Linked DNA regions of Homo sapiens: region 1 is linked to region 2. A link is an interaction called in ENCODE POLR2A ChIA-PET data of the cell type or tissue named here. Cell type or tissue: MCF 10A. All regions are shown on one strand. Each heading gives the region's core, and the rest is flanking DNA. Links, peaks and the distances in the headings are about the cores only. Region 1 holds the start of LINC02110 (long intergenic non-protein coding RNA 2110). Region 2 overlaps GDNF-AS1 (GDNF antisense RNA 1).

What was found. ChIA-PET counts read pairs that join two places held together with the same protein. Peaks named below come from ENCODE experiments on the same cell type or tissue, not always from the same donor. Only the 100,000 strongest peaks of a DNase experiment are listed, where the experiment ranks them.
Region 1: POLR2A ChIA-PET joins it to region 2 with 10 read pairs; 2 of 35 experiments call an interaction of 5 or more read pairs at or near these places.

What each region holds. Positions count from the first base shown.
Region 1 is chr5:37,937,336-37,948,841 of GRCh38, reverse strand. It overlaps LINC02110 (long intergenic non-protein coding RNA 2110), which reads right to left and starts at 351. Exons shown (of 2, transcript NR_134262.1): 1 at 305-351. RefSeq lists an enhancer at 10,340-10,919. In MCF 10A, for the core only: no CTCF peak of the experiment used is centred there; a DNase peak (open chromatin) is centred at 7,361.
Region 2 is chr5:37,842,405-37,853,910 of GRCh38, reverse strand. All of the region lies in intron 1 of GDNF-AS1 (GDNF antisense RNA 1), which reads right to left. Among named protein-coding and RNA genes, the nearest start is that of GDNF, 8.1 kb to the right of the region's middle. RefSeq lists enhancers at 5,206-5,706, 5,770-5,899, 5,707-6,207, 5,224-6,423. In MCF 10A, for the core only: no CTCF peak of the experiment used is centred there; a DNase peak (open chromatin) is centred at 5,850.

The DNA.
Region 1 (11,506 bases), core at 2,390-10,389, 94 kb before region 2:
ACAAAATATCCCTCAAATCTTATATTTCTCAGAAACTAGTCTCTCCAACTCTTGGCCTGGCTAAGTAATAAAGCCATGGGACTGGCCTAGGAGACCCCAAGGAATAAGCAGCTAACACTGGCATCTGAAACTGGCACCACGTGAGCTGCAGCTCTTAAGGAAAGGCTGTGCCATCTGACAAAGTGTCCGGTTTGGGGAAAAGAAGCTTACTTCCCACTGGCACCCTCGGAGAGTCATTCAATTTGGAATAGAGACAGGAGAAAGAATGGTGAGGCTGGAAATGGAAAACCTGTTCAAATCCCACCTCTGTTGCTAACTGGATCCTTTTTCCTCGCCAAGTCTCTAATTTGTTGTATACTCCATTTTCCCATATTTCAAATGAGTTTGTTCAGTTAGAAGATCGCTGAGGACTCTTGGAGCCCTATCATTCTAGAATTATAAGAAGAAAACACTCACCTTCCGTGTCCCTTCCACCGTAACCCAAGCATTGTCTTCTTTGTTCAGAGGCCTCTTCTCCTGGGGCCACCTGGGACCCCTCCACCCCAAGCTGACGCACCTCCCACCGTAGCACTTCATGACAGATCTTCCTTCTCCGTCTGCCTCTGTTAGCACTTACATGATCCACAAGCTTGCAGCTCAGTTCAACTCTTAAAAATCATCACATCTCTGGGCTTTCATTTCCTAGAGACAAAGGCACGAAGAAGTTGGCTGTCTTTCTCAAGATTGCAAAGTTGCAAAACCCAGCTCCAAGTCCATGACCTTCCCACCACCAAACCCCACACTTGAACAAGTGGACAAATAAACCTCAGCAGGCACTGGCTATATACTGGGTATGGATTTCAAGTGCAAAGGAAAAAGAAAAAATTTAACTCTTTATCCTATTTAACAAAAATAATTAAGAAATGGAATGTTCTGATTGAAAATTACCAAGCATATGATGTATGGATGATCAACTTTTGAAGAATTTGAAACAATTAGAAATTAGAAAACAGAAGCCCACATCCTTTGAAACCCATAGTGCAGGTAGGTGAATGCTTTCTTCATGGTGCCTAAGACATTTTGGAATGGCAAAGATAACAGTAATGCCTGGCATTGCTTTATCTCCATGTCATTTGCAGTTTCGGTTTATTTCCAAAGGTTTCTGTAGCAATCAAAAGAACTAGGCAATAATTTAAGTGAGACTGAAACATCAGTCAAGGGCGTGGAATTTGGGAAAATAAATTACTGCTGTGCCTCTTCCTGATAAGAAAATAAGGATGATTGTTTGCCTTTTATTTATTTTTGACAAAACAGAGTTATTTAATAAGTGAAAATATATCAAAGGTAAAAATAGTTTTATAAAGAAGTTCTGAATATTTTATTATTAAAGTAACATAAACTCATTTAGAAATTAAACAGTAAGTAAAACAAATAGCATGAAAATAAAATTATAATTGCCTTTAATTTCACACTTAGAGACCACCATTATTTGTTTCATGTATTTCTAATATTTTCAGACTTTTTTTTTTTTTGAGACAGAGTCTGGCTCTGTCGCCAGGCTGGAGTTTAGTGGCATGATCTCGTCTCACTGCAACCTCCACCTCCCAGGTTCAAGCAATTCTCCTGCCTCAGCCTCCTAAGCAGTTGGGACTATAGGCACACACCATCACTCCCAGCTAATTTCTGTATTCTCAGTAGAGATGGGGTTTCACCATGTTGGCCATGATGGTCTCCATCTCTTGACATTGTGATCTGCCCATCTCGGCCTCCCAAAGTGCTGGGATTACAAGCATGAGCCACCATGCCCAGCCCAGACATTTTTAACAAAAATAAAATTCATATTGTCTAATATGCGTACAATTCTTATATCTTTCCATTTCACTTTTCACTGTGTCATGAACATTTAAGCATGGGTTCTGATTTTTTAACAATTGTATAATATTCCATTTATCTATCAGTCAATGAAAAACAGATTTAACCAAGCCCTCATTGCTGGGTACTTAGGTTGAATCCAATTTCTATCTCCCACAGAAATCTCTGAATCTCCACCAGACTTCAAGAAACAAAATCACTGGGTCGAAGGATATAAACATTATTTAAGGTTTAGAGAAGGTTTTAAAGCAATAAAGGCAAGGAAATATTTAGTACTTTTTTCATTTATTCCTAACTTGCCTAACAAAGGTTAATGACCCCGGCCTTATCCACAGATTTGACTATAATTTTTCATTTTCACCTTGAGATTTTATTTTGGAATTGTTATCTCTTTGGACCCTGGCTCTTTGGGCGGAGTCTAGCATCAAAATTTTTAGAGAAGGATGTTTTCTGGGGTACTGGAAATATTCTACTTCTTTATCTGGATGGCGGTTACATAGATATATTCAGTTTGTGAAGATTCATGGGACTGTACATTTATGATTTATGCACTTTTCTGTATGTTTGTTTCACTTAATAAAAATTATGCTTACAAAAATAGTGCTTCGTTAAATCATGAAATGTTAATTTCCTCAAGTGAGCCCTAAACAGCCATGAAATCCTTGTGGTCTTGGAGATCAAATAATATGAGTATTTGAAACCACTCGATGTTTTTTAGATACAAATAATTATTATCATCATCACCTGAATGAAGTCATTCTTGCTAAACATATGAATAAGGTAACACTCTCAGAAGGCATTTTTATTTTACAATGCAATTAATTCTGAAATTGGTGAGTTGACAGGTGTGGAGAGGGAGTCTTTGGATAGGCAGTTTTTTCCCATGCATACTCCCTCTGATTCCCTCACCTAGGGAGTAAGGTACATGTAGCATGGGTAGTCAGGCCACTCAGACTCTAGTTTTAGAATCTAGAATTCCCAATTACAGATTACCCAGGACACACAGTTCAGCAAGTTCATCAATATCCAGGCTCAGTTTCTCATCTAAGAAATGTTGCTTGGTTCTCTCTGGGCAAGGCCAACACATACAGCTGGGAGGGCTGTTCGCTGCACAAGGACACCTGGCTAAGATATCTTAGGGGGATGATGTCCAGGGCTCACCAAGTCATACATCCTGGCTGGGGATTAATCCACTCAGAAGAAGGGGGGCCTCTTAAAAATATAGACAAAGATGCCAAATGAGCTCCCATGCTCCATCTCTCCCACTTTTAGGCCAAGCCCCGTGGATTAACTAGGCTGATCCACCATGACAGTGGGCAATTATTCAGGCAAGAAGTCATCATCAGGCAGGGTATGCTCCCACAGCTGCACAACATGGGTTTGACTTTAGTTCTAAAACAGGCCCTGTCAGCCCTGTGCTCTGGATGAAATCCCCAGAAACTCCTGGGCTCCTGACACCTGTGATGGCTCATTCATGTGTTAACTTGGCTGAGCTATGGTGCCCAATTATTTGGTCAACCACTAATCTAAATGTTGCTGTGAAGATATTTGGTGGACATAACTAACATTTACAATCAATAGACTTTAAGTAAAATAGATTACCCTCCATTATGATTGGACCTCATCTAATAAGTTGAAGGACTTAAGAGCAAAGACTCAAGTTTCTCAAAGAAGAAATTCTGACTCAAAACTGCAACATGGAAACCCTGCCTGAGATTCCAGCCTGCTGGCCTGCCCTACAGGTTTCAAACTTGCCAGCCACCACGATATCATGAGCCAATTCCTTAATAAATCTCTTCTGTCTCTCTCTCTCTCTCTCTCTTTTTTTTTTTTTTTTTTTTGAGACAGAGGAGTCTCGTTCTTGTCGCCCAGGCTGGAGTGCAGTGGCATGATCTCGGTTCACTGCAACCTCTACCTCCCAGGTTCAAGTGATTCTCCTGCCTCAGCCTCCTGAGTAGCTTGGATTACAGGCACCCGCCACCATGCCCAGCTAATTTTTGTACTTTTAGTAGAGGCAGGTTTTTGCCATGTTGGCCAGCCTGGTCTCAAACTCTTGACCTCAGGTGATCTGCCTGCCTCAGCCTCCCGAAGTGATGGGATTATAGGCGTAAGCCACCGTGTCCAGCCTCTCTCCTGTCTCTCTCTCTGTGTGTGTGTAGGTGTACATGGAGAGATACATACATATCCCATTATGTATAAATATTATACCCCATAGATGTATATATACATAGATGTCTTCTGGATTCTATTCTCTGGAGAACTCTGACAAATGCAGCATCTGAGAACTGCAGCCCCTACAGTAGAACAGAACCTGATGAGAAGCTTCTTGATTCTCATGAGGCCTTGCACTGGAAGAAGCTTCCAGGAACACAGTGGTTCAAGCCAATCCCAAAGAGCAGAAACCTACAAATGCAGAAATCCCATTTAGCCCTCATTTTAGAAGTCTTTGTAAAGCTTCTACTTACAAATACATGCTCATAGCAGACAATTTTAAGAAAATAACTAAACAGGATAAGATTTCAGGTATCAGGATCTGAAAGTGACTTCAAGACAAGTTTTCATCATTTAGGATGGGCTTTTCCATGCATGATTTCACTTGATCTGGCAGTATCTCTCATGGAATCCAATTCTCATTAAATTCTGGACACGTGAAATAAATGGAATAAAACATGGGGAGAAGCATGTTGTGTTCTGCCACTGAAGCCCACATGACTGCAGAGGAGTTTCTCTAGGTCCCTTGGGCATTGTGCTTTTTAAATAAACTATGTTATTCAGCTGATATTAAAAGCAAAGTGAATGTCTAAAAGTAGTTCAAACAAGGACATCTCCCCTGGATTTTCATGAGCAGGCCCCAAGTCTGAAATGGCATATAATGTCTACTAAAAAAAAAAAAACAAATCTACTTAGAAATTGCAATCAATCATTTTCTTTCCTCCCCTCCCTATTTTCCTTTATCTCTCTTGTAGATTAATCTGAAGAACTTGGCCCAATCGCCTCTTTTCCTGTGTGCACACACCCTTTAGACACCTACAAGCAGATCACTATCACCCTGGGAATGATCAAGGACTGAATGCCATTTTCCCCTTCACCAGCTTTGCACTTTCTCATTTGGAAGCCTCTGGCTGTCAGTCTGTCTACATCTTGCTTGTGTTTTTTTTGTTTGTTTGTTTTGTTTTTTGGCACTATTTCCTTTCAGGTCTACCTTTCTTCTATCAGAATTCCTCTGACAAGGACATAGTTACCTTCTAGCTTTTTCCACCTTCAGCAGGTAGTGTTCACTGGAAGGGAAAATTCTTTTTTTCTTTATTATACTTTAAGTTTTAGGGTACATGTGCACAATGTGCAGGTTAGTTACATATGTATACATGTGCCATGTTGGTGTGCTGCACCCAGTAACTCGTCATTTAACATTAGGTATATCTTCTAATGCTATCCCTCCCCCTTCCCCCCACACCACAACAGGCCCCAGTGTGTGATGTTCCCCTTCCTGTGTCCATGTGTTCTCATTGTTCAATTCCCACCTATGAGTGAGAACATGTGGTGTTTGGTTTTTTGTCCTTGCTATAGTTTGCTGAGAATGATGGTTTCCAGCTTCATCCATGTCGCTACAAAGGACATGAACTCATCATTTTTTATGACTGCATAGTATTCCATGGTGTATATGTGCTACCTTTTCTTAATCCAGTCTATCATTGTTGGACATTTGGCTTGGTTCCAAGTCTTTGCTATTGTGAATAGTGCCGCAATAAACATACATGTGCATGTGTCTTTATAGCAGCATGATTTATAATCTTTTGGGTATATACCCAGTAATGGGATGGCTGGGTCAAATGGTAGTTCTAGATCCTTGAGGAATTGCCACACTGACTTCCACAATGGTTGAACTAGTTTACAGTCCCACCAACAGTGTAAAAGTGTTCCTATTTCTCCACATCCTCTCCAGCACCTGTTGTTTCCTGACTTTTTAATGATCGCCATTCTAACTGGTGTGAGATGGTATCTCATTGTGGTTTTGATTTGCATTTCTCTGATGGCCAGTGATGATGAGCATTTTTTCACGTGTCTTTTGGCTGCATAAATGTCTTCTTTTGAGAAGTGTCTGTTCATATCTGGAAGGGAAAATTCTTAAGAAGTCTTGGTAGAGTAGCCCCCAGTCATCCCCTATGTGTGCCAAGGATGATGAAAATAAGGGGGAGGGGGGGAAGAGAACGAAGAGGTGGAGAAAGTTGAGATGAAGCAAAGATACTTGCAAATTTCTTGCAGATAGGATCTGAGTCTTGCTCATCTTCAAATCCTTACCTCTTAACACCTATGTGCCTAGCACATAGCAAGTGCTTACTCAATGCCTGGAGAATTAAATAATAGAAAAAAGAATGAACAGACATGGAAAAGATCAAAGTCTGTAGGGAGGAAGGCAGAGAGGGAAAGAAAAGAAAGGAAAGGAAGGAAGGGAGGAAGGGAGGGACGGAGGGAGGGAGGGAAAGAAGGAAGAAAATAGGTGACGATTTCTGGCAGTATAAGAAAACTAAATAAGGCTGAGCATGGTGGCTCATGCCTGTAATCCCAACACTTTGGGAGGCCAACGTGGGTGGATCCCTTGAGCCCAGGGGTTCAAGACCAGCCTGGGCATTATGGTGAAACCCTGTCTCTACAAAAATTAGGTGGGCGTGGTGGCACACATCCGTAGTCCCAGCTACTCAGGAGGCTGAGGTGGGAAGATAGCTTGAACCTGGAAGGCAAAGGTTGCAGTAAGCCAAGATTGTGCCACTGTACTCCAGCCTGGGCAACAGAGCCAGAACCTGTCTCAAAAAATAATAATAAAATAAAAATAAAATAAAGAAAACTAAATAAAGCACTGTTTCTTGAATGATTGGTGGTTTGAATCTCAATTTTGGAACTCACTAGCTGGGTCACCTTGGGCAAGTTTGTTAAGCTTTCTAAGCCCCAGTTTCCTGATTAGTATAATGAGGATTATTATAGCACCTACCTCACTGGGTTGTCATGAGGATTAAATGTGGTTATACATGTAAATAATACCCCATAAATGTGAATTATTTTACTTTCTTTATCATCATCATATCATCATGGCAGAGTGAGGACACCATCTCGTAATGTTACTACCACCTATTGATCTTTAAACTGGGTCTCTTGTTCTAGAAATATCTTGATTTAGTAACCAGTGAAATATTAAGAAGACTATTTTGAGGATGTTTGTTGGCCGTTACTCAGGAGGTGATTTAACATGTTAATTTTGTGTTCTGACAGTGCTTAAGGACATGGTGGAGTACATTCAGAACTGTTACATTTTTATATTTTCATCAATGAATTTAACATTTCTTCTGAACGTTCAAAGCATCAGCTAAGAATGTGAAGGAAGTGCATCTTTCATCACTGTATTAATCACACTATAGTGAATTATCACTCCCTGGGTTAACAGTGGAATGTTCCCTTACATCCCGCAATATTTCCAACAGCCCAAACCCACACAAGTTTGGCAGAAACCCAGGGCCCACGGTGCTCACTCACCTGACGAGCAATCACACTTCATTTGCAACAAGGAGGAATTCCCTTTCTGATGACAGATGCACTTTAGGGACACACCTGCTGGGCTGGGTACTGTCTCATGACCACTCAGGGGAACTGACCCAACAAGCTTTCCAAACAGGCAGGTAAACATCAATCCCAGCCTATCCATCCACAGCCTCAAGAAAATGAATGCAGAGAACTCAGGGAGTTTTCCAGGGATGATAAGTGATAAGAAAGATTAGAAGGTGTAAGGGTCTATATCTTAATCCCATGTTCATTCACTGTTTTCCCTCCCACTCACCCAACAGTAAATTGAATACTTGCTTAAAAAGAATACGGGCTGAATCACCATCTAGTCATACATTTGTTTTACAAAATTACTACCCTCAGGCTATAATTTTTCATAGGTCTCTGCTCCTCCTCTTGCTTCTCCTATCTCATGGAGCTAATCTAAACATATAACCTTTTACCCAGACCAGATTCAGCCATATGATTATTATTTTCTTCAAAGTAAAAGAAGTGACCACCTGTGTCATGGTACACAAGGTTTACAGATTACAGAAAACACACTGCTATTAGTGTCTGTTTTTAAAAAAAACCTTCTTCCTAAATCTGTGGTTCTCATTATCCAAGAGTCTGTTTCCTTAAAACTCCAGGAATGAAGCTGTGAATGACAGCAGCTCATCTCAGTTGCACATAATAATTAAAATGACGGCATTTATATTTGACAAGTTAAATTCCTAAGCAAGGAACTCTAGTTTCATTTACAAGAGGCTTCTTTTTTTTTAAGCTACCCAATAAAGAGCACCATAACAAGAGAGAATTGCCCTTGGATGTAGACGGACAAGAAAAGAGCTTAAAGAGAAAGTCAGGTCCTCCAGAGGATATGCTGCTCACCTGAGGCCAAAACTTGGTCATTTAACCAGGAACTCGCCAGCTGGGAGTACCCCTGAAATGCCCCTTTCATCCAAGCTGGACAAGCTTGGATTCAGAGTCATGGCACTACAGGCCGAGTCCCCAGACCTGTGAGTGCTGGGTGAACCTGAGCAGCTCATTCAAGCTTGCTGTGGCCTTGTTCTCTCTATGAAACAGACAGGCTGCCCACCTCATGGCACTGTTATGGGAACCAAATGATTTCATGTGTGAGAATACCTAGTAAACTGGCAAATAAGATAATTTTCAAGTAGAGCAATCAGAGAAGGCATCATGGCCAGGAGAGGCTTCAGGCCAAAGGGGCAGGGTCTCATTAGGTAAAGAGCAAGAGAACAATATGGCAGGTAGAGACCATCACAAGAGCAAAGCCAATCAGGTGCAAGGAGTGAATGAGACTGGTGGGGGAAAACTGAAGGGCAGCATGCTAGAGTCGTGAGAAATCGGCCTTTGGTCCTTCAGTTTGGATATCCACAAGGATCTTGGGATTAACATTTTACAAAGTAGTATTTTCCATAATAGTTTGATAAAATCTTAAACTATACAAAATAACAGTTTTCCATAAGACATGCACATTCTTGCCCACTTTTATTGACAAACAATTCTCCCAATAACTATGCACCCTCTAGATGGTCCCTCATATCACTAAGCCAGAGGTCCTCAACATGTGGTCCCTAGACCTGTAGCATCAGTATCACCTGGTGTGACAGGCACAGTAATGACTCTTGCCAAAAGACATCCTCATCCTAATCCCTGGAATTTGTGAATATATGGTTACATGACAAGGAAGAATTAAGTTTGCAGATGAAATTAAGTCTATTAGTCATTTTGCTTTAAAATAAAGATATTATTTTGTATTACCCAGGTGAGCCCAGTGTAAAGACAAGGATTCTTAAATGAGGAAGAGGGAGGCAGACAATCTGAACCAGAGAGATGGCATCTGAAAAAGACTCCGTCAGCCTTTGCTGGCTTTGAAGATGAAAAGGAGCCATGAGCCAAGGAATTCAGGCAGCCTCTAGAAGCCAGCAAATGCGAGGAAATGGATTCTCCCCTAGAGCCTCCAGAAAGGAATTCTGTTCAGCCAACACCTTGATTTTAGCCCAGTGAGACCCATTTTGGACTTCTGCCCTCCTCTGGAACTGTAAAATAATAAATTTGTGTTGTTTTAAACCACAGAGTTTGTGGTAATTTGTTTCAGCAGTAATTGAAAACTAACATACCTGGAAATCTGCTAAAAAGGTAAATTCTCTGGCTGCACCCCAGACCCACTGAATCAGAAAATCTGAGGGTGGAGCCCAGCAGTCTGTCTTGAAACAAGCCCGCGAGGTGATTCTTATGCCTGCAAAAGTTTGAGAACCATTCACTAGACTAAGCAATCACAGTTATTCCCCTGAAGCAAACACATTCAGACACAGATGGCCAAGAAAACTCAACACTGACAGTTAATGACTTGATTAACCATGATAAAATCTACCAGGCCCATGTCCTGCCTTGACAAGCACACAGTAGGAAACCAACCAAGTCACTGGTGATTCAGACTTCTCTGGGCTTAGGGTCCTCACTGAGAACATCAGTGGTGAGTATGCCCTAGTCCCAAAACCTATTCTGGGAGGTCCTTTTTGAACTCCTATCTGATTCCAGCTAGACTTTTGGCAATGGGAGTCATTTGCCTCTTTCTCACTAAACTTGAGTATCAGGAGAAATGTGAGTAGGTGAGGGTCCAAGTAAATCAGAGATTTCTGATGGCCCATTCCAGAAAGGAGAGGCAGAGTTGACTTTATAAACTCAGACATGGAGGGGTAAGAGTTCTCATAGACCATAAACTGGTTCCCCTAGCTTGCCTTTGGTTCCTGCTCGCCCCCACCACTGCAGCATTGCCACCAAGTGGTGAGTCAGTCTCAGCTTGAGTCTCTCCAAGAATGAGGACCTCACTACCTCCAGTGGTAAATTGTTCCATTTTGAGAGGGTCCAATTATTAGACCTGAGGTTCCTTCATTGGGCAGCTGGTTTTCTTTGGTGCTCATGCTTGATTTCCTTCTGGCCTCCGCTGACTTCTCTGAAGTCTCAGGTGCACACTCACATGCAAGACTGAAATATGACAAGGTTGCAGCCTTTACTACCACTACATGCACTCACTTGTTTTCTCAGCACTATTAGCCTCCACTGACCTCAAAGGGAAGCATGTGTATAAGCTGGGCAGGAGGTAGGCATGGGCCGTGTTAAAGGCAAAGTACTTTAAAAGCCTTTGATGAAAGGCATTAAGGCTTGAAAGGGTTGTTTCTGAAATACTACACCTCCCTTTTAAGAACTCTTAAGATCTGGAGGGTGATACTCTCTCACCCCGGAAGAATTCAAGCATGAATGTTCTTAGAGTGTCCAATTAGGAATCCAATTCCATCTCCCCAGATGCTCATTTCCACCAAAATTACCTAGTTGAATCTGCATTTTTGTTTTTTTCAAGGAACAGACCAAGCTATGCTAAACAATTTCCCAGAGTTAAATAACCATTGGTAGTATTGACAAGTAAGATATAAAGCCCAATAGCTCCACTTAATACACATAGCTATAAGTAGAAAGAAAGCTCCAAGGCACTCTTTTAGTACTCAATAATTTAGTAATCCAATTGTTTTGTGCATCTACTATGTGCCAGGCACTAAGCTAAATACCAGAGAGCATGATAAAGAACTGGAAAGACATAGTAGCTACCCTCCTGGGGCCTACAGATTTCTTTTAAACATCAACTTGCCTGTATTTATAGGGTCTTGTGGCTTCAAACATTTATAAAATAATTTAGGGAAATTTGTTTGTTGGATTGGAATGCACCTGGATCCCTAATTCAGATGGCTAAGTGATGTTATGTGTTTTTAGACAATGAAGCTGGAAATCCAAGACAAAATATTCCCTGGATTTTCAGACATTGCATGTTAAACACATAAAATAATCTTATTCTTATTCATTGATATATTGGTTTTTTTAATGGAAACAACTGAACTGGTGTGCAAGAAGGGATTCTTTAATAGAATGCATGGGGTGGGGGTTATTCTTTCTTACTCTATGTCTTGATGTTTATTTCATCCAGAGTTCAAACTTGGTGGCCAGTGTCACTTGGTTAGCAGCAGTGATTTGTGAGCCCACAGTATTCCCTGTAACCTCCATCAACCATGAGAAACTGGCTCCCTCATTCCACTTATTAGCAAAA
Region 2 (11,506 bases), core at 1,759-9,758:
CTTCTCATGGGGAAAAAGTAGAGTGAGGTCGATACCCAGGAGAGCTGCAAATCCCATTCCCATAAGAATGAGAGCAACTGCTGAAATTGCCTCACATCTACTGTTACTTAAAATAGCCTCTGAACATTTTCTAAGAATTTTTTTTTTACCAGTGTACTTCTCTAGTCTTTCCAAATGGACTTACAGACTTAGAAAACACAGATGATTTCTACTTGTTTGCATCTCTGTGATCACTTGGTACTGTACTGTTTTGTAAAACTAGATGGATGGATGGATGGATGGATGGATGGATGGATGGATGGATGGATGGATGGATGCACAGATGCTTGGATGCATGGATGGACAGACGGACAGATGAGTAGGCTAACACACGCACTGTACCTCTCTTAGGAATGCTCTTTCCAATTCACTTATAGTCTTTCATCTAATTAACTCCTATTCACATGTTGGTTCTCGGCTCAAGCATTGCTTCCTCAGAGAAGCTTTCTCTGATCGCCAGTCAAGATCAGGTTCCTTCATTATGTCCTTACATAGTGTAGTGTTCCTTTCTTCAGATCACTAAGCTACATGGGGTTATGTATTCATCAGTATGATTACACACATGTTTAACGTTCATCTCTTCTAGGCCATAAATTCCATGAGAGTGGGACCACATACGAGCTTAAAAAATGAATGAACAAATAAATGAATAGGTGAATGAATGAACTGTGAGCTATGAGCTTGGAACTTGGATATAAAGATAATTCTACCGTAATCATAAAGTTGCAGTATTTAAGGAAAACAGAAAACTTCAAGGTCAAATGGCACTTATATAATAAAAGAATCTTAGAGTTTTGAGGGACCTTTGGTTCAATATCCTACACAATGTGGGAATATATGCATTGAATATTTGACCTGTATGAACAGAGTGTATAATTTGTGTATAACTTCATTTTTGGAATAGGTATTTAATTATTTGGGAAATGTCATTTGCTATGGTACCCTAAAACTCTGAGATGTTTAATTAAGTTCATATTAGTGCACATTTTATTCTAAAGGATGATTTTATTCATGATTTTTCAATTAATCAATTTATAGGTCTACCTAACTCAATACAATGCAATAGGTGTGTGCATGTGTGTGTATACACACACTATATAAACTATGTGGAAATCATATATTCATCAACAAAATCATTTAAAGTGCACCAATCATGTCACTAAACAAATGTTAAGATAAATTATTCCATAAAATGAAGAATAGTTTAAACTTCAGACTATTTGACCTCTAATCTGTGTTTTGCAGGTCTAGATTTTTAATCCGACCTTTCTGAAAATGAGACCCACCTATATAGGCACCTACAGTTCTGGATTTTACAATGACGAGATTCCCCAGAAAAATGACTGTGGAGCATGTTATTATCATGTGGAATATTTGAGGATTAAACTGGTTCTCTCTAGTATGTTCCAGAAGCCACATGCAGATGACCTTCAGATTCCTCCCTTCTTCTGCTTCCTTCTGAGATGGGTACTGGTTGATTGTCGATTCCATCCTGATGCAGCCTCAACTCGCAGCCTGACCCTGCCAGCCGACTACCATGGTCTTTGCCTGTTATGTGCCCATGTGGACAGCTTGTATGGCACCTAGAGTATTCACAGGAAATTAGCTCATCAACTCTTCACCCAACCTGATGCCAGACACACAACTTGTAATAGGTGGAAAAAATAATAATGTGATGACATCATTAGTTTCTCCTCCCTCTTCCTCGCTAGCAGAACCCCAACTGTCCAGGCAGCATTGTGCCCAGTCCCAGAAGCTGATTCATGGTTAGTCTACAAGCCAGGCACATCAATCCTCCTTCCTTTCACCAGTGATTGGTCTAGGACAGGCACGTGAACCAGTTTTGACCAATGGTATGTGAAGGGAAGCCTACTAGGGGGATGCTAGGAAGGATTTTCCTCTCTTAATCGGAGAGGACTAGGCTGGGCGCGGTGGCTCACGCCTGTAATCCCAGCACTTTGAGAGGCCGAGGCGGGCGGATCACGAGGTCAGGAGACCGAGACCATCCTGGCTAACACGGTGAAACCCTGTCTCTACTAAAAATACAAAAAAAATTAGCCGGGCGTGGCGGCCGGTGCCTATAGTCCCAGTTACTCGGGAGGCTGAGGCAGGAGAATGGGGTAAACCCGAGAGGCGGAGCTTGCAGTGAGCCGAGATCGCACCACCGCACTCCAGCCTGGGCGACAGAGCAAGACACCGTCTCAAAAAAAAAAAAAAAAAGAGAAGCCTAGAAGGAGATTTCTTTTCACTCCATTCCCCGCTTCCTTCTTGTTTGGGACATTGTCCTGTAAGCACATGACTCTTGAGAGTTATGACATCCATCTTGCACCATGAAAAGAGGCATCACCAACACAGGGACATCAGCAGCATCAGGTCTTTAATGACATCATCAAGCCACTACACCAACCCTGGGAACTGGTACATCCAGGTAAGTGAACTACAAATGTCTTTATAGCTTAAGCAGTTGTTAATCGAGCTCTGGGCTACTTATACCAAACACATTCCTGACACAAATAATAATATAATCAATATCTTATGTCAGCATGGCACTTCACATTCTTCAAAATACTTTTAAAGCCATTATTTTATTTAATCCTGCCAACAATCCTGGGAAGAGATAAGTGCAACTATTATTATCCATCATTTTTACAAATACAGAAACAGATTTAGAAAGAATGAATCTCATGTAAAAAAAAATCAAAAGAACCAGACCTAACACTGATTCAAGACTCTTTGCTTTAGTCCAGGAGTTGGCAAACTATGGTCCAAATGTGCAACTGGCGAACTAAGAACATTTTTTGCATTTTTTAAATAGCTAAAAAAATTAAAAGAGCACTATTTCATGACACATAAAAATGTGAAATTCAAATTTTAGTGTCCATAAGTAAAGATACATTGGAATACAGCTATGCTCATTTGTTAACATATTGTCTATGACTGCTTTAGTGCTGCAATTACAGCACTATTTGACCTCTAATCTGTGTTTTGCAAGTCTAGATTTTTAATCCGACCTTTCTGAAAATGAGACCCACCTACATAGGTGCTGCAATTACAGCATTAAAGCAGTCAGTAGTTGTAAACTACTGTATGGCCCACAAAGCCTAAAATATCTACTATTAGGCCCTTTGCAGAAAAAGTTTGCCAACCTCTGCCTTAGTCCTATTACACCCACTCGTAAAAACTTATGCTCCAATAAAAAACAATGCAGAGTGGTTAGAACACCGTATTTTACACCCTAGCATGGTGATCTGAGGTTTAGTTGCTGTTTGTCATTTTTTTCCATTGTCTGACTATAACCTACTGACAGCTTCATAATCCCTAGACTACCCAGATAGGAGCAGGGAAATGGCTTGACTAACTGCTAATTAATCAGTCTGGCTTGAATTCTCCTTTCAGTAAACACTAGAACACATCTGTTTGAAACAATGTTTTGATGAAACAGTCCCTCAATCAAAAAGAAAAAAACTCACATCCCATGTATGCTCTGCTGCAGTTTTTCTTCTCTGAGATTTGCCATCATCTGAATGTAAATGAATCATGCTAAATCTGGTATCAAACCCACAAAAGACACTCTAGGGAGATTATGAGCAACCATGTTACACAAACTAAGATTATGCAAACCATGTAGCAGATATAAAACAAGTCATTTTATTTCTTAATCATTTTCTTGCTTTGATCTTTGTTAACATAATATTGAATGAACACTACATTTCACTAGATAAGAAAATATATATGTGAATATTTAATAGAGTACCTAGTACATATTTTGTGCTTGTTAAAAATTAGTTGAACCTGAAATTCAGTGAACCATGAGGAAGAATATTTTTAAACCACTTAATTGTAGAAAAGAATAAAGTATGCATCTTTAGCACATAAATTCTAGGAGTCGGCAGTCTACGAAGATTTATCTCAAAATAAATTTTTTCTTGTTCTTGTGGCTTTGGTTTAAGCCACTTCATAGAACCCCCAAAACATGCCTTAAAAGATACAATGCCAGCTTTATTCCAGAGCAGGCCAACATGGTTTCACCAGTTTATAAATCTTTGCATTGTTGTAAAACAGAAACAACATGCCAGTCTGCAAAGATTCTTTCACGAGTCTTAAATTCAAGTTATACTCACCCCACTATAGTCATCGAATAGAGAGCCTGGGTTCTCCATGATAGAGGTTCTTTCTAGGGGTTCAGAACTCCTGATCCTTGTCACCTGGAGAGCCCAATGTTTCAAGTTTATCTGCTCCCTCTGCCGCCTCGCTCTGTGGTAATTACCAGGCTCCCAGGGCTGGCCTAACAGCTCATGTGATAGAAGTACACAGGCAAAGAAACAAACAGCTGCATGAATTCCAGCGGCATTTAAACCTTAAACAACCTGAGGAAAGTTGCTGAATCAAAAATGGAATCTAAAAAAGTCAAACTCATAGAAGTTGAATTTCTAGAATGGTGGTTACCAGAGGCCAGGGGAGGAGGAGTGGCGGCGGGAGGGAGGAAAAAGGAGGGAAAGGGGAGACGTTGGTCAAAGCATTCAAAGTTTTGGCTGGAGCTAAGGAGTTGGTGATCTATTACACAGCATGGTGACTACCATTAATAATAATGATGTATTGTAGATTTCAAAATAGCTAAAAGAACTATTTTAAATGCTGTCATCACAAAGAAATGTTAAGTATCTGAGGTGATGGGCATGTTATTTAGCCTAATTTGATCATTCTACAATGTATACATGTATCAAAACATCATGTTATACCCCACAGATACATACAATTATCATTTGTCAATTAAAAGTTAAAAAAAATGTTAAAGGAACAAACTTGGGGAAACAGCTTTCAAAACATTTTAGCAAAGAACATAAGGGCTACATCCAATTGGTCCAGCCTCCAAAAGAAAACGAATAGTAAAATGTGCCAACTTATAAAAAAGTAATGGCTGAAAATGTTATTTCTTTCCTAGACAATAGCTTCATTTTAATGATTACACATTCTCTGGGAGAATTGATAAGAAACTGGTAATTGTGTTACCAGAGAAGTGGATGGCTTGAAGATGGCATGAGAGAAACAATCACTTATCACTGAAAATACCTTTGCACCTTTTGAAAGGTGTAATGTGCATATATAATCTTGTCAAGTAATTGCATTAATTAAGTTTTTAAGATTACATATTACACACCCAACGCATATCATGAGTAGACCAAAGTTACTAAAAGCACACAATGCAAGGTGTGACTTCTAATAAGAGTCTTCATTTTTTCATTCATTTAACAAGTAGTTATATGCCAGATACTAAGGAGGTGAACATTTAAAATGTTGTTCCTTCCCTTACAGAACATTTGGTCTAATGTAGCCATGGCTATGCATACAAGCAATTTCATACAATAAGTATGAAGTGCAGTAGAACAGAGAAAGGATGCCCAATAAACATTGGGACATTTATTCTCCAAACATATGTTACAGCCTCCTGGTAGTCACCTGGAGACACCAGTCACTTAGTCCAGAAATGTTGTGATTGTTTAGCATTGAGAGTTCCTCTTTTGGAATCAGTTTACAAGCTGTGTGAGTGATCTACTGCCATAATGTTGCTGCATAACAACCACAAAATCCCACGGGTATACAATAAGCCTTCCTTGCTTATTCCAGACTGGTTGAAGAGGCAGCGCTGTTGATCTTTACAGGCTCATTTACATGTCTGGGGATGAAGAGTGGAGGGGAAATCAGTTGGCTCTCAGCTCATCTAAACTGACCTTGCCTGTGACAAATGGAGCAATACTGCTCTGTTCCACACGCCTCTCATCCTCCAGCAGGCTAGCCCAGGCATGTTCTCCTGGCAATGGCATAGCTTTGAAAGAGGAAGCAGACACATGTTTACCTTGTGAGTCTTGGCTCAAAACTGGCACTCTCTCACTACCATTGCATTCTACTGCCCAAGACAAGTCACAATGCCCCTTCAGATTCAGAGGATGGGGAAACAGACACCATCACTTTAGCAAGAGGAACTGCAGAATCACATAGCAAAGAGCATAGATACAGAGAAGAGTGAAGAACTGAGGCCATCGTTGCAATTTACCACTGAGCCATGAGCAGTCTCTAAATTATCTTCTCTTGGTTTTAACCCTCCTCTTTCACTAGGATTGATTTCAGACGGTTTGATCTTTGCTCAAAATTCACCCCACCCTCAAAACCCAGAGAACTGCCATCCCTGAATACAGAGATGCTGTCTCATGACTTTTTCTTTGTCCCTCAGCAACTGCCAACACAGGGCCTTATGAAGGGAGATGGCTAAATGATATTTGTTGGATGGATGACAATTGTGTTTGCAGGTTATAAAAGTGTTTCAAGTGACAGGTGCATATTAGGATATATAGATAGTCTTCTCAGATGACCACTTTGAAACAGATGCCACATTCTAATATGTTGGTGTCCCTGAGTTAGTATAGAAAATTGACCCATTATATTTAGGTCACATTCCTACTATTCAAGATTGTAAAGTAGATACTTATTACAATTATCTTAACTTTAGCTTTTGTTTTTTACTCAGATTTCTAAAATGTACCTCCCAATCTTTCACCCATTATTTTTCAAATAGTGAAGTCATTCTACAAATAGGTATTGCCTAACCTCATGCTGGGTATATTATCTGCTGACTTACCATTGGCTAGAGAATGCCTCTGGAAAGGATAACAATGACCTACCTTACAGGACTTTTCTGGGAAGTTACATGATAGACTGCTCGAAGAAAGGTCTGCAAATTCACCTGGTGTAATATTAATTCTTTACATTTCTAGAGCTGCCTTTCTCTCAAAGAATTCCAAGCGCTTCACATATGGTCCGCCAGATCCTCTTAGAGTGTAAATTATGCCCCAGGAGTAAGTTAATTGCTTGCAGGGAGGCATTAACTCTTTCAGGTCACTAGGGTTCCACTTACAGCATTGCAGGAGGGCAGTAATTTACCAAATAATACACCAGTGACCGGAAAGTATTTGTGCAATATAAATTATTCCCAGGGAGTAACTTATGAACTCAGAAAATCTGGTTTATTATCTCATCTATTCACACAGATTCCCAGGGAGGGAGAGAAGGAGCAAGAAGAGAAAAATAGGTAGAAAAATAGGTGAGGCTACAAGTTTCCCAAGCTCCCACAGCTTCTCAGGGGCAGAGCTCCAACTTGAGTTGTCTGATCACTGGCATGCCTTCCTCTCAACTTGAGGCTGTGGGACTTGGGGCTGTCAACCTGAAGTTTCTGCTAATCAGGGCCAGGACTAGGATGAGGTGAGAGAGGTGACTCAGTGTCTTCACCTGAGTCCTGGCCCTGCTGCTACATCAGTGAGATATGTATTAGCTTGAAACACTCAAGGGACCATAAAATCCACACTCGCATTCACCGCTTGCTTCTATTAAACCCATAAATAATTGTTGAGGATTCATGAATTGATCAATTAGCGTTCCCATATGGAGGAAAAATGGAGAAGGCAATGGAGGAGGTAGTGTAACAGTAAAGAGGAGTGGATGTCATGTTGCTCTGTTGCCATTCTTGGAAACAGTCAAACAATTCATGTATTTTAGGTAAGAGCAGAAGAGACTAGATTGAAGTCTGTTTATTACGTAATTAATATATGGCATAGAGGTCTCTTGGAATATTTTGGCTTAAAGATCCAAATACTGGCCAGAGGCGGTGGCTCACATCTGTTATCCCAGCACTTTGGGAGGTGAGGTGGAAAGATAGCTTGAGCCCAGGAGTTCCAGACCAGCCTAGGCAATATAGGGAGATTCCATCTCTATTTTCTTTTTGCTTTTTTTTTTTTTTTTTGAGACGTAGTCTCACTCTGTTGCCCAGGCTGGAGTGCAGTGGCATGATCTCAGCTCACTGCAACCTCCACCTTCCTGATTCAAGCGATTCCCCTGCCTCAGCCTCCTGAATAGCTGGGATTACAGCCGCACGCCATCACATGCAGCTAATTTTTTTGTATTTTTAGTAGAGATGGGGTTTCACCATGTTGGCCAGGCTGGTCTCAAACTCTTGACCTCAGGCAATCTGCCTGCCTCAGCCTCCCAAGGTGCTGGGATTACAGGCATGAGCCACCACGCCCAGCCTATTTTCTTTATAAAAATAAGTAAATAAATAAATAAATAAATAAATAAATAAAGGTCCAAATACTGAATCCTTGTCAGAGTCAACTGACCACTGTGAATTCCCATTCTTTAGGAAGGTTCCAAAAGTGTGCAACAGGAACTAGGTGGTCCACAAAAGAATTAGGATACTGGTATCTTGACTCCCCACTCAAATCTCTCTCTTCCCCCCAACCCCCATCTATCTCTGTGCCTTTGTGATGGCTGTCTAAAAGCCAATTACAGAAGCATCATGGCCTTTTAAGGGGAAAAAATGTATTTAGTGCTCTGCTCTCTGCCTGGGAGTTTTGCTGTTCCAAAAGGCAGCAATCAACTTCTGTTCAAATTTCTGCTCCCCATTCAGCCTGACATTAACCTCTGCCCCCAATAGAGATCCCAGTTGATTTATCTGAATTTTGACTCATTTCTTGCCTCAATAAAATATACTAAATCACAATTTGAAAGGTGACAGAACACTCCCCGTGTGCCCCCTTCCATACACACACACACACACACATATAAAACCAGTGAAATAATTGTATAGCACACTTACTTGGATGGTAAGACTGTCAGAGTGGCCTTGGGTAAGTCACTTAACCACTCTCTGCCTCCATTTTCTCCCCTTGTAAGATGAGGAGCTTGGACTAGAAGTCTCAGGTCCCTTCCAATTCTGGAACTGATAAGTCTCATCAAAGTGATAACTTTAACCTATACTGGAGTCGGCAAATCATAGCCCTTGCGTCAAATCTTGTCCACTGCCTGCTTTTGTATGGTCCATGAGCTAAGAATGGTTTTTACATTTAAAAATCAAAAAAGTATTTCATAACATGGAAAAAATTATATTATCATTTACATATCATCTATGGGTGCTCTTGCAACACAAGGCTAGAGTTGAGAAGTTGCAACAGAGACAGTATGCCTGCAAAGCCTAAAATATTTACTATCTTTACAGAAAATGTTTGCTAACCCCAGACCTAAGCCATCAGACCATTTGCATAGTAAGAAAGTCTGCCGCAACACTCTCACCTGATTGAAGTTTTATCTCTGGAAAAGAGAAATTTCACAAAGTAATTTCAAGAGCCAAAAACAAAATTAGTGGACAATGAGACAATTTGATCCTAATGAAAGAAACTGCTGGAAATCACTGATAAATCTCCCTTGCCAATGTCAGGATTGATTTCTTATGAGAAACGATTTACTCCAAAGAATTTGTCACTTCCCACTACTTGCAAAAAGGCCATTACAGTGAATTTTTCCCCTTTCTTTTTTTCTTTTCACTTTTTTTTAAGTGGTCTGAAGGCAAATCTATCTTTCCTTCATGAGTAATAGGATCATTCGTGAAAATGGCTGTTAAAAAGCAAGCAAGCATGGAACAAATCGCAGTCCAATAAAGCTGTGACTTTGAAAAGGAAATTGCTCTGCTTAAGTGATGGATTCTGTTTCAGTCCTCACGACCCAAGTTATGAGGCAGTCCAGGGACCGGGGTCCTGGCCCTCATAGTCAAAGCAGCTGCAAAGCCCCACTGGGAGCTCGCCAAGGACTCTGTGAATGGCCAAAAGCTGACCCACCCACCCCATCACGTCTACAGGCTGCAGCCCTACAGGGCCACAGAGGCTGAGCAAGAATGTGGCAGTACCTAGCATCCAGTCTCCTCCAGCGACCCTTTCAGCCAGCCTGGAATGTCCCCTCACCCCCACCTCCTCTCTGCTTACTTACTCCAATCAAGGGCTAGTTTGAGTTCCATAACCTTATAATACCCTGTATTATTTTTCATCATTTTATGGTTGTGTTTTCTCTTCCCAAGGACTGTAAGATCCTTGGGCACAAATTGCACCGATCATTTAGACAACTTTCAGTTAGAGACTCACAAGAAATCCCAGTGAAGAGGACGATAGCGATGAAATAGGAAATTAGCAGGGCTTCGAACCTTTTTTCTCAAAGAGGAGATGGGAGGCTTGAACAATGTTTGTTCTCTCTGATTCTCAGGCAGGGCTTCCTAGATAAAAAGCTGAGATCTGGGGACAATGTGAGAATCCTTAGCAGTATGTTGCTGTTGTTGCTTTATCAGAGGATGTTCTGCCTATTGAGAGCAGAGTCGGTGCTGCAAATTCTTCCCTTCTGGACTTCGCTGAGGAACAGCTTCAAATCAAACTATTCCGTTTCCTTGAGAACAGAGAAGCTGGAGCCTCGGAGCTGTGGGGCTCCCTACTTTCAGCTTATGGGGGCGTGAGACTGTGACATCAGGCCATCCCCTTGTTCCCAAGACACCAAATGTTTGCTTCCCATCTTAACTCTATTCAAGGCAGTCACTTCAGAAGGAACTTTTGCTGAATTCATCTGTATGCTGTAGCCATGTAAATAAATGTTCTTTCAAAATTAGAAATATTTGCTTTAATTCTAAATTAAATTTAACATTTTCCTTTATATTACTGTTTTAAGATACTTTGTATTTTGAAAGGAATTTAATGTTTTGGAAGAGTCTTAGTCTTAGAACCTATCAAAATAGGGCTTCTTCATTTTGCTTTCAAAAAGAATCATAAGATGATTGCAACCACTGGGAAAAGATAAAGCCAATTCACTAACCTGGGAGCATCTGAAAAATCAACTCCTGAGCTCCACCCTTCAAGAGATTCTGATTTAATTGCCCTGAACAAGGCCTAGGTCTGGGACTTTTTTTTTTTTTTTTTTTTGAGACAGAGTCCCACTGTGTCACCCAGGCTGGAGTACAGTGGTGCAATCACTACTCACTGTAATCTCCACCTCTCAAGTTCAAGCAATTCTCATGCCTCAACCTCCCAAGTAGCTGGGATTACAGGTGCCCACCACCACAACCAGCTAATTTTTCTATTTTTAGTAGAGACTGGGTTTCGCCATGTTGGCCAGGCTGATCTCAAACTCCTGACCCCAAGTGATCCACCCACCTCAGCCTCCCAAAGTGCTGGGATTACGGGTGTGAGCCACCACCACTTCCAGCCTACAGGTCTGGGTATTTTTTGAAATCTCCCCAGTGTTTCACTGGCCATGTGAAAATCAGACTCCAGGACATGAGTCTCATATATACTTCTGTTGGAGTATTTATCACTTTATACCATCAATACTCATGAGCATATCTCCCTCTCTGTAGTGGTAGTTTCTGAAGGGCTGGGAGAGGACTGTCAAAACCCAAAGTGCCTACCATTAACCCACCTCCTTCTGAGGGACCATCCTCTGTGGAGGGAATGTGGGGAGGAACTCTAGGAAGTATCTCAAGCAAAGGTGGCCAGGCTGTGTACTCTGTGATGCCAACAACCTGGACATGAATGATTGGCCCAGGATAGGCACCTGCCCCCAGGTCTGCGGATATACAGGGTGTTTTGCAACCTGTAAGGAGACTGAT